Regions from separate parts of the Homo sapiens genome. Here region 2 is linked to region 1. A link is a contact called in ENCODE Hi-C or POLR2A ChIA-PET data. All regions are on one chromosome and are shown on one strand. Each heading gives the region's core, a stretch centred on a gene start or an enhancer-like site at or near the end of the contact. The rest is flanking DNA. Distances are from core to core; before and after follow the strand shown.

The links. Hi-C counts contacts between places; a loop is a spot of excess contacts on that map. ChIA-PET counts read pairs that join two places held with the same protein, here RNA polymerase II (POLR2A). Pooled maps may share reads with other maps.
Region 2: a loop to region 1 is called in a map of body of pancreas, with 3 times the contacts of the local background. The contact joins the enhancer-like site here to the promoter of ZSCAN2 in region 1. A Hi-C loop is called at or near these places in 51 of 168 maps with a recorded cell type or tissue (Calu3, GM11168, GM12878 and 31 more), 17 of 37 single-sample maps with no recorded cell type and 36 of 50 pooled maps. POLR2A ChIA-PET finds 5 or more read pairs at or near these places in 7 of 52 experiments (A673, B cell, CD4-positive, alpha-beta T cell and 4 more).

Annotation. Positions count from the first base shown.
Region 1 is chr15:84,598,119-84,603,655 of GRCh38, forward strand. ZSCAN2 (zinc finger and SCAN domain containing 2) reads left to right here and starts at 2,891. Exons shown (of 3, transcript NM_181877.4): 1 at 2,891-3,017. It overlaps LOC105370947 (a long non-coding RNA gene), which reads right to left. Exons shown (of 4, transcript NR_186225.1): 4 at 1,316-1,685. RefSeq lists enhancers at 2,739-2,788, 5,306-5,537 and a silencer at 3,109-3,258.
Region 2 is chr15:84,927,088-84,932,624 of GRCh38, forward strand. The region is part of intron 12 of SLC28A1 (solute carrier family 28 member 1); the gene reads left to right. Among named protein-coding and RNA genes, the nearest start is that of SLC28A1, 45 kb to the left of the region's middle. RefSeq lists an enhancer at 980-1,039. Within about 2 kb of position 2,989, at least 6 of the 41 ENCODE cell types and tissues checked have a DNase peak (open chromatin) inside an H3K27ac peak, as active enhancers do; they include body of pancreas and right lobe of liver, where a contact is called at or near this core.

The DNA.
Region 1 (5,537 bases), core at 1,641-4,140:
AAGGGCCCCCAAATGCCTTAGGCTGAGCATTCCTTGGGGTGAGGTCCCTTCTTGCTCAGAGCCTAAAGACAAGTAGTGATATTGTTTCTGCCTGTCCAGTGTTTCCTAACAGGCCTTCAGTCTCCAGAGTGGAGAATCTGCCTTTGTGTGGGGTATTAGTAAGAAAATCTAGGAGCCACATCCAATCCTCTCTCACCCTGCTGCATCCAGGGAATGTGCATGTGACTTAGACTCAACCAACCAAATGCTCTTTCCTTGCATGGGAGAATTTGTGTGAGAAAGGCGGAGAAACAGAGATGGCTGTAGTACCACCAGAGGTCATGGGATAGGCAAGCTGAACTTTTTCTGCTCAGAGACTGTTATTGTGGTTTTTGGGGACTTCCTCTTTGTCTCTTGGCTCCTAACTGTTCTCAAGCCTGATTCGTCAGCTCCCTTCTACTCTGTCAGTTCCCTGACAGTCTTTCAGTAAGTCCCTTTTACTTAAGTTAGCCAGATTAGTTCTTAAGCTTTTAACCAAGAATGCTTTCTGGTGGAACAGAGCCTCTCTCACCCTTGTGGTTTGGCCAATGGAGAAAGGACTCTCTTGGGGGAGCAACCTTGAACTTGGCTGTGTTTCCAGGCTTGCTTCGATGTAGCAGGCTGGTCTTAGGGTACTGGCTTGGCTACCAGGGCCCTTCTCAGTAGGATCATTATGCCATGAATTGGTCTTAAATGTGACTTTCTCTCTGTCTCATGTAGGATAGTTGACACTGGCAAGGACCAGCTTCCCAGAATCAGACACAGAGGAGACAGCTTCTTTAGGACTCTCCAGTGACAAGCTAGTGCCAGTTCTGTGGTCAAGGGTTGACATGGGTTAGGAACAGAGGTAAATAAACGCTTGAGCTGCTGGAAAGTTCCATCTGTGCATCCCCAGCCTCCCCTGCATCTTTTCCTTTTTGTGTAAATTTCCATTCCTGGTAAGGATGGACACATGGAGAAACCCATCTTTTTTAATACAATGTCATCCCAAAAAAAATCACTTGGAGGGGTGGTGGCCCAGAATTCTGCATCCAGGGGCTTAGTGCAGACTTCTCAGGCTGGCCTGGAGGTGGTGCTATTTGCATGTGGTCAGTCTGGGATAATAAAGATGCTACCAGGGTATTGGATAAGAATCACTAGCTGAACTTCACTTTGCATCTCTGTAATTGGATTCAAGAGGTTAATTAGTGAAAAACAGGTGAATTTCACATAATCTTTGGAGTGGTGCAGAGGACTTTCTAACACAAAACTCACAGGCTATAAAAAGATAAGATTAACAAATTTGACTGCAAAAAAATTTCAAATTTCTATATTTAATAAACCAGCAGAAAACAAACAGCAAACTGAGAAAGAGTAGCAACTGCTGTGACAAAGGGATAATTTTCTTAATATACAAAGAGCTCTTACAAATAAATCCAATTTAAAAATGGGAAAAGGACCGGGCACGTGGCTCATGCCTGTAATCTCAGCACTTTGGGAGGCCAAGACGGCTGGATCACCTGAGGTCAGGAATTCAAGACCAGCCTGATCAACATGGTGAAATCTCTGTCTCTACTAAAAACACGCAAAATTAGCCAGGTGTGGTGGCGCACGCCGGTAATCCCAGCTACTTGGGAGGCTGAGGCAGGAGAATCACTTGATCCGAGATCGTGTCACTGCACTCCAGCCTGGGCGACAGAGGAGGAAAAAAAAAAGCAGTCATTTCATTGCAGGTGCCTCCAGTAATTGCTCAGTGCAAACATACATAACTATTCTATCACAGACCATTAAGGGTGTCTCTCTCCATTTTTAGATTTTCCGCTTGAGTTTCCAGGTAGTTTCTCACCTGTTTTCAAGCAGGGTTGGGGCAGCCGTTTCTTCAACAGCGCCAGCCGTAAAACACAAAGATGGAGGCCAACCTCCCACACCCGGGCACCCTCCCTTCCCCCATACTGAGATTGACAAGTAAGCAACCCGGTGATCAGTACTAAAATGGAGACGTCAGCCAGGTGCGGTGGCTCACACCTGTAATTCCAGCACTTTGGGAGGCTGAGGAGGAAGGATCGCTTGAGCCCAGGGGTTCGAGGTCAGCCTGGGCAACATATGGAAACCCTGTCTCTATGAAATGTAGATCCTGTCTGTGAGTGTGTGTGTATAAATAAATATATATATATATATACAAATACATACATATATATATTTAAAAAATAAAATGGGGACGTCCAACACGTGTACTAGGGGCGGTGTCTCTGCCTGGGGAGGTGGTGATGACAGGGCAGGCTCCACCCAGGAGAAGCTGGAAGAATGGGAGTTCCGCGGCAGAGGAGGCGGGGCAGGGCGTTCCTCCAAACACAGGAATACCACGTGCGAAAACAAAGGGGTGTGCGAAGACCGGGTGCATGTGTACAGCTGCAAACTGGGGGAAAGGCGCCAGGCTTGGGCGATGAGGATTTGTTCCCCCATGGATTCCCTTCCTGCCCAGGGTCCGCTCTCGCCGGTCGAGGGTGCCTAACAATACTCCTTGCCACAAGGTTCGCAGCCGAAAAGGTCCTTCAAGTCCGGCCATCCAACTTTCACTTTTTATAGACAAATATACAGAGGCCTTAGATAAGTGAAACGGCTTGTCTCGGGTTACAGCTCTAGCCAACACAGGGTTTCTGACGGTCAGTCTGCGGATTTTCCTGCCTCTGGTCCGCAGGCACTGCCCAGGCTGTCAGCCCCAAACCCTACTCCGGGGACCGCGGTCAGGTTCGTCTCCGGGCGGACTACATCTCCCACAATGCCTTGGGCCCAGCCTCCCTCCTGCCGCCCGGCTGGGTGCCGTCTCCACCAACAGAAAGGCAGAATTTCCAGGGCCGTTCTCGGCAGCCAATGAGCGCGGCGGTGGGCGGGCCTCTCCCGTCCATTGTTCTCGGTGCCCCACGGGCTTGAGCCGGGGTGAATCTGGAGGGGCCGGGCCGAGCCCGGGGGCGCTTTCGCACGCGAAGCAACCGCTAGAGCAGGACCTGGTCTCCCGAGAGGTGAGCCGGAGAGGCAGGCCTGGAGCCACGCGGACCCCGGGCAGTAGCCCGAGGTGAGGGAATAGTGGGCCTGGAGCCAGCTGCCGGCAGCTCTGCTGGGGGAGGGGCGTCGGGGTCGCGCTCCGTATCCTGCGGGCCCTGCAGCCCCGATTTACGCGCCGGCTCCGCTCAGCGAACCGTCCCGGACGCGTCTCCCTGGCGGAGAGCTCCTTGCCTCTCCTACCGAGAAGCGCAGGCTTTGGACGGGAAGGGGCATTCGACGACATCCCGCGCAGCGTACACGTTTTACAGATGGGGAAACTGAGGTTCAGAGGGGGCGTGTCGTGCCCCAAGTCAGACCGCAAATTAGCTGACCTGGCACACTTTTCCCAGGCTCCCAAGTAGGAAGAGTTCTCTTACACCATATGCCAGTATTTCTTCTAGTCATTTGAGTAAATACACGTTGAGAGCTTCGGTTTTCCCACTAGCTTTTATTTTTTGTCCTTTTTTTTTTAAGCTTTTGTCAGCTTTTCTCCCCTTTTCATTGAGGGAGGGTTGTTAGTTGAGTCTTTATGATGTAGTAATGATTTTTTAAAAAATTTTTTTATTTTTGTAGAGACTGGGTCTCACTCTGTTGCCCAGGTTGGTCATGAACTCCCGGCCTCAAGCCATCTTCCCTCCTCGGCCTCCCAAAGTGCTGGAATTACAGGCGTGAGCTACAGCGCTTGGGCTAAAAATAATTTTGTATTGCTTTTATAATATTTTAAGTCGTTTGCAATTCCACTGCTTTCAATATTTTGTAGGTGCCGTCCCGTTCTTTTTTCCTGTGAGTTCATTTTTTTTTTTTTTTTTTTTTGAGACGGAGTTTTGCTTTTGTTGCCCAGGCTGGAGTGCAATGGCCTGATCTCCGCTCACCGCATCCTCTGCCTCCCGGGTTCAAGCGATTCTCCTGCCTCAGCCTCCGGAGTAGCTGGGATTACGGGCATGCGCCACCACGCCTGGCTAATTTTGTTTTTAGTAGAGACGAGGTTTCTCCGTGTTGGTCAGGCTGGTCTCGATCTTCCGACCTCAGGTGATCCGCCCGCCTCAACCTGCCAAAGTGCTAGGATTACAGGTCTGAGCCACCGCGCCCGGCTGTGAGTTCATTTTTAAAGGGAATTGAGGACTTACTGTGTCTATGGTTTTTCTGCCCTGCTGATTTTGTGTTTATCCATTATTTTCCTATCAGAAGGATTATCTTAAATCATTAATGATTAATCTTTGTCAATATAATTTTTAAAATATTAAAAACATACAGCGTAATGTGCAGATCTTAAATTTCATATGTTTGCTCTTGTGCCGCCATTGCCAAATGAAGATATTGAAAATTTCCATCATCCCAGAAGGCTCCTTTGAGCCCCTTTCCTGTCATTACCACCTAAAGGTAGCCATTATTATAGCACAGTTTCTTTTCTTTTTTTTCCTTTTCTTTTCTTTTTTTTTTTTTTTTTTTGAGACAGAGTCTGGCTCTTTCGCCCAGACTGGAGTGCAGTGGCACGATCTCGGCTCACTGCAACCTCCTCCTCCCAGGTTCGGGCAATTCTCCTGCCTCAGCCTCCTGAGTAGCTGGGATTACAGGCGCCCGTCACCATGCCTGGCTAATTTTTGTATTTTTGGTAGAGACGGGGTTTCACTATATTGGCCAGGCTGGTCTCGAACTCCTGACCTCAAGTGATCCGCCTGCCGAGGCCTCCCAAAGTGCTGGGATTACAGGCAACCACGCCAAGCCTATAGCACAGTTTCTAATACATGCTGCTATATGGGTGTGTCATAGTTTATTAGCCATTCCCTGCTGCTGGATTTTTAAGGACTCGATTTTTTGGTTATTTTTTTAAGATAAAGTACTGAGGGGCCGAGGCTGGATTGGAGAGTATATGCATGTTTTAAACTTCATACTTAAAGTATGGTAATAATGCAGTTGAGATATTGCCTTTCTTCCAAAGAAGCTCAGAGTGCTTTGACATCTGATCCATTGCTGATCCTTAAGATGCCCCCATAAAAACAGAAACATGAGTGTTATTATCTTTATTAGGTGGTCACCGAGTTTGGTGACTAAGTTGTATGTTAGGTCAAGGTCACACAGTGCAAGTCGAAACTGACTTAGGAGAGTCCTCAGTATTTCAGTCATGGGTTTTTCCCGGGGACTTTGCATTTCTGATACTCATTCTTTGGTGTTTTGGAAGGAACAATGCTGTATTTTTTGTGCTTGGGATACTTTTTTTTTTTTTTTTTTGAGACGGAGTCTCACTCTGTTGCCTGGGCTGGAGTGCAGTGGCGAGATCTGTGCTCACTGCAACCTCCGCCTCCTGGGTTCAAGAGATTCTCCTGCCTCAGCCTCCCAAGTAGCAGGAACTACAGGCCCCCGCCACCACGCCCGGCTAATTTTTGTATTTTTAATAGAAATGGGGTTTCACCATACCTCAGGTGATCCGCCCACCTCGGCCTCCCAAAGTGCTGGGATTACAGGCATGAGACACTGCACCCAGCCTTCTTTTACCACAG
Region 2 (5,537 bases), core at 1,739-4,238, 330 kb after region 1:
CCATCTAGAATTCTAGAGACTGTCATCTGGTTTGCACCTGTCTTGCTGAGGCCTAGAAAAGGGCTCATTAAAACTGGTGCACCCACCCACCCCACCACCAATTGTTTTTGGAAGTGTGGAGGCCAAGGGAAAATTTCCCCTACGTCCTCTGAAGGTTCACTGAAAAATCAGCTCACAAAAGGGAGATTAACAGGAGAAAGGCACACAAATTTATTTAATGCATACACACGGGGGCCTTCAGAAGGAAGACCCAAAGATACAGGGAAAATTGTCCATTTTTACGCTCAGGTTCAACAAAGTATGGATAGCCACATAGAAATAGAATTGGACAAACAGAGTGTGATCTAATACTAATCGACTGAGTGGAGGAAAAACAGCAAAGCCTGTCTGTGTAGACTCTTCTTGGGCTCTCTGAGCATTTTTTCCTTCTGGGTATGGGGCAAGATCCTCTCTGGAAGGGGGGGTCTTATGACCTACACTCAAACAAAGTAGGTCAGATAATTTCTTTATTGCCACTTTTTACCCAGAAAGGCAGAGGGAAGTTAAAGCAATGTTTTTAGGCTTTATGGCTGGCTTTGGGGAAAAGGGCTTCTGGTCTCCGTGCCCTGCCTTGGAGAAGGGGAATTCTAGTTTTTATGGCTAGCCTTGAAGGAGAATTGGACTGATAAATGGGAGGGCAGGACAGAAAAACTTCTTCTGAGGCTACTTCTGAGCCCTTTATTCTAGGTTTTGTTTTAAGAGTCCCAGCAGAAGGAATTTGATATTTCAAAAATGGAAACCCAAAACTTTGTTCCTGAAACTTTTTTTCATGGCAGGATATTGGGGGAGGGGGATGCCATAATATTTTCAGAACTTAGGGCTTTAAATGTCTTAACCTTGTTCTGGTCCCCTTAGACAACGAAAAGAATAACGCTGGTGTTCCTCCTAGTCATTACTTAGAACTTAAACACTGGAAGAATGCTCGCCCATTTCCACAATCTGGCTTAAAACTCAGCCCTCTTTTCTTCCCTTTCTCAGGCAAAAGTCCAGGCCCAGCCCTGGGCAGTCTGGCTTCCCCATTGACAGGGCCTGGGTACCCACTTCCCTTTAGCTGCACAGAATGGGCAGAGGCAGCCAGGATCATCCCTAGGTGCCCTTGAGCCTCCATTTTACAGTCTCTGGTTTGAAAGCCCCAGACTACAACTATAGCTGGCCCAGAGGAAAAGCACCTAACAAACAAACCTTCCTTCCCTTCAATCTCTGGGTCTGCCCCAGTCTTTTCTCCAGAGCAGCTCTCTTTTGCCCCCACCTGGCTCATGACAGTCACTGCACCAGCCCTGTACTGCACGCCCTCTAACTTCCTTCCCCAGTCAGTTCCTCAGTATCTTTGGCTCTGCCCTCAGCCTCTGAATCCCAGAAAGGTCTCTCTTGCCCTTTCCTTCAAGCTCCCAGGTTCGTTCGTTCTTTCTTTCTTTCTTTCTTTCTTTCTTTCTTTCTTTCTTTCTTTCTTTCTTTCTTTCTTTCTTTCTTTCTTTCTTTTCTTTCTTTCTTTTCTTTCTTTCTTTCTTTTTTTTTGAGACAGAGTCTCCCTCTGTCGCCCAGGCTGGAGTGCAGTGGCTCAATCTCGGCTCACTACAACCTCCACCTCCCAGGTTCAAGCAATTCTCCTGCCTCAGCCTCCCAAGTAGCTGGGATTACAGGCATGCGCCACCAACCCAGCTAATTTGTGTATTTTTAGTAGAGACAGGGTTTCACCATGTTGGCCAGGCTGGCCTTGAACTCCTCACCTCAGGTGATCCACCCGCCTCGGCCTCCCAAACTGCTGGGATTACAGGCATGAGCCACTGCGCCCAGCCTCCAAGCTCCCAGATTCTTAAAACCACTTTGTTGCTCAATCTCTGGCTCCCTTCTCCGCACATCCCTCCTATTGCTAATATCTGGATATTTCTAGATCTCCACGGTCCAGTACAGTAGCCACCAAACACACATAGCTATTGAGCACTTGAAATGAGGCTAGTCGTATTGAAAAACTTTTAAGATGTTTTATTAATTTTAAATTTTTATTTTGTCATCCATATTGATAGTTTTATATTGATTACATGGGTGGAAAGAAAATATTTTGGATATATTGAGTTAAATAAGACATTATTAAAATTAATTTAACCTATTTCTTTTTCCTTTTTAAAATGTGGCTATGGCCGGGCGCGGTGGCTCACACCTGTAATTCCAGCACTTTGGGAGGCCGAGGCGGGTGGATCACCTGAGGTCAGGAGTTCAAGACCAGCCTGGGCAACATGGAGAAACCCTGTCTCTACAAAAATACAAAAATTAGCCAGGTATGATGTCAGGTGCCTGTAACCCCAGCTACTCAGGAGTCTGAGGTGGGAGAATTGCTTGAACCCGGGAGGCAGAGGTTGCAGTGAGCCGAGATCGCCCCATTGCACTCCAGCCTGAGCAACACAGCAAGACTCTGTTTCAAAAAAAAAAAAAAAAATGTGGCTTCTAGGCTGGGTGCAGTGGCTCATGCCTGTCATTTCAGTACTTTGGGAGGCCAAGGCAGGAGGATGGCTGAGACCAGGAGCTTGAGACCAGCATGGGCAACATAGGGAGACCCCTATCTCCACAAAAAATTTAAAAAATAAAAAATTACTTGGGCATGGTGGCACACATCTATAGTCCCAGGTACTGGGGAGGCTGAAGTGGGAGGATCACTTGAGCCCAGGAGGTCAAGGCTATAGTGAGCCATGATCATGCCATTACACTCCAGCCTGGGTGACAGAGCGAGACCCTTTGGGTCAGAGAGAGAAGGGTTATGGGCAGGCGTGGGCCCTGGGATGCTAGGATGGAAGGCTCTCCTGACCAGGTGCCTGGGAGGCAGGGCTGGGGAATGTCACAGCCCTGCAGAGTAGCTGGCAGTGGGGAGGTGGGTGTGGGCTGGCCCAGTGCCCAGGGAGCCCTGCCTGTGCAGGACTCAGCCCTTTCCATGATGAGCTGGAAACTAGCAACTGCAGCATTTGAGGCTGTGACCACAACTGGGTCACCCAGGGGACAGTGTGCAGGAATGTGACAACTGCAGGGTGTGTTCTCTGCCGTGACTCAGGTTTACAAACCAGATGTAATCTACAAGTCAGAGGAAGGGTCAGGGTCCTGCCTGGTGGAGGGAAAATCCCAAGATTCCAGGTGTGGCACCATCCCAGCTGGGGCTGAGCAACTGAGGAGGAAGCAGGGGAAGTCCCAAAGCCCAGCCCAGAAAGTCCAGAGAGGACACCTGCCCCAAGTGGGTTTCATCCAGCAAGGGGCAGGGGCCCAGGCTTGCACACCCAGTGTCCACACAGGGCCCTGGGGAGGTATCAGGCTGCTGCCAATTCTTGTTCACATTTTAAGAAGTTTTGTCGATCTTTAAAAAGAAACAACTGGGGTTTAGAAAAAGAAGAAGGACACAATACCTGGGATTCAGAGCCTGAGAGGGTCTCCAGCCTGGCTTCTCAGCAGCAGGCCTGGCACTTCCCTGAGATGGTAATGAGGGGTGCCCACGATCTGCCCTCTGCTTTTTTTTTTTTTTTTTTTTTGAGATGGAGTCTCACTCTGTCGCCCGGGCTGGAGTGCTCAGCTCACTGCAACCTCTGCCTCCTGGGTTCTACCCATTCTCGTGCCTCAGCCTCCCAAATAGCTAGGATTACAGGCACCCACCACCACACCAGGCTAATTTTTGTTTTTTTTTGAGATGGAGTCTCGCACTATTGCCTGGGCTGGAGTGCAATAGTGCGATCTCGGCTCATTGCAACCTCCGCCTCCTGGGTTTAAGTGATTCTCCTGCCTCAGCCTCCCGAGTAGCTGGGATTACAGGCACACACCACCACACCCGGATAATTTTTCTCTATTTTTATTAGAGATGGGGGTTTCACTAAGTTGGCCAGACTGGTCTCGAACTCCTGACCTTGTGATCCTCCCACCTCGGCCTCCCAAAGTGCTAGGATAACAGGTGTGAGCCCCACGCCCGGCCTAATTTTTGTATTCTTAGTAGAGATGGGGTTTCACCATGTTGGCTAGGCTGGTCTCAAACTCCTGACCTCAAGTGATCTGCCCGCCTTGGCCTCCCAAAATGCTGGGATTACAGGCGTGAGCCACTGTGCCTGGCCTGCCCTCTGCTTTTATCAGCCTGAGTGTCTGTCTTCAACTTACCTCCCTCCTCCTTTTTATTTTTATTTAACACTTTAGAATGCAGTTGGCTTATTACAAACTTTAAGAAGAAACATCTATTTTGCTTTTTGTTTATTAAAAAAAATATTGTTGTGGACATTTTGAGAGATACCAAAACACCTGTAATCCCAGCACTTTGGGAGGCCAAGGCAGGCAGATCACAAGGTCAGGAGATTGAGACCATCCTGGCTAACACAGTGAAACCCCGTCTTTACTGAAAATACAAAAAAAAAAAATTAGCTGGGCGTGGTGGTGGGCGCCTGTAGTCCCAGCTACTTGGGAGGCTGAGGCAGGAGAATGGTGTGAACCTGGGAGGTAGAGTTTGCAGTGAGCCAAGATGGCGCCACTACACTCCAGACTGGGCGACAGAGTGAGACTCCATCTCAAAAAAAAAAAAAAAAAAAAAAAAAATGAAAGAAAAGAAAGATACCAAAATGCAGAAAGAAAAGAAAATCGGCCGGGGATGGTGGCTCATGCCTGTAATCCCAGCACTTTGGGAGGCCCAGGTGGGCAGATCACGAGGTCAGGAGTTCGAGACTAGCCTGGCCAACACGGTGAAACGCCATCTCTACTAAAAATACAAAAATTAGCCGGGCGTGGTGGTGCACACCTGTAACCCCAGCTACTCTGGAGGCTGAGGGAGGAGAATTGCTTAAACCCAGGAGGCGGAGGTTACAGTGAGCCAAGATTGTACCGCTGCACTCCAGCCTGGGCAACAGAGCAAGACTCTGTCTTGGAAAAAAAAATAAAGCAAGAAAGAAAATCACCCCTGGCCCCAGCAGCCAGGGACAGTCAATTCATTGCCATTTTGGTGTATTTCTTTCTAATCTTTTCATGCGCCATTTTGGAGTTTGTTTCCCCACTGCCCCTAGTTTTGGTTCTTCTCTACCTGCAATGTTGTGGGCCCTTTCCCACTTCACTGTGAGGCCTTGATGACCATCATTTTCAATGACAGCCTGACGACGCTTAGCCGGTCTCCCATTGTTAGATGTCTGAGTTGGTTCTGATTTCCCTGCTTGGTAAATGACACAGTGATAGGGGGAAACGTGTCATATTTCTCTGTGGAAAAGAACAGAGAAGCAAAGGGTTTGGGGTCCCAGTGAAGATAAAACTTCAGGAAGGGAGAATCCCAGGGGCTGACATTGCTCTGCCATCTTGCTGGGAGTGGTTTTCACAGCGTGGCTCCCAGAAGGAGACTGAGGGTCAAACGGTGGCTGTCATAGAGGCAGATTTCCTGAGAAGGAGTTCTCAAACTGCAGGACTGGATGTGATGGGTTGGCTTGCAGTGGTGAGTTCCCCGTCACAGTAAGCATTCAAAGAGAGAGCCTAGAGAGGGAGTACCTTCCTACGCTAGTACA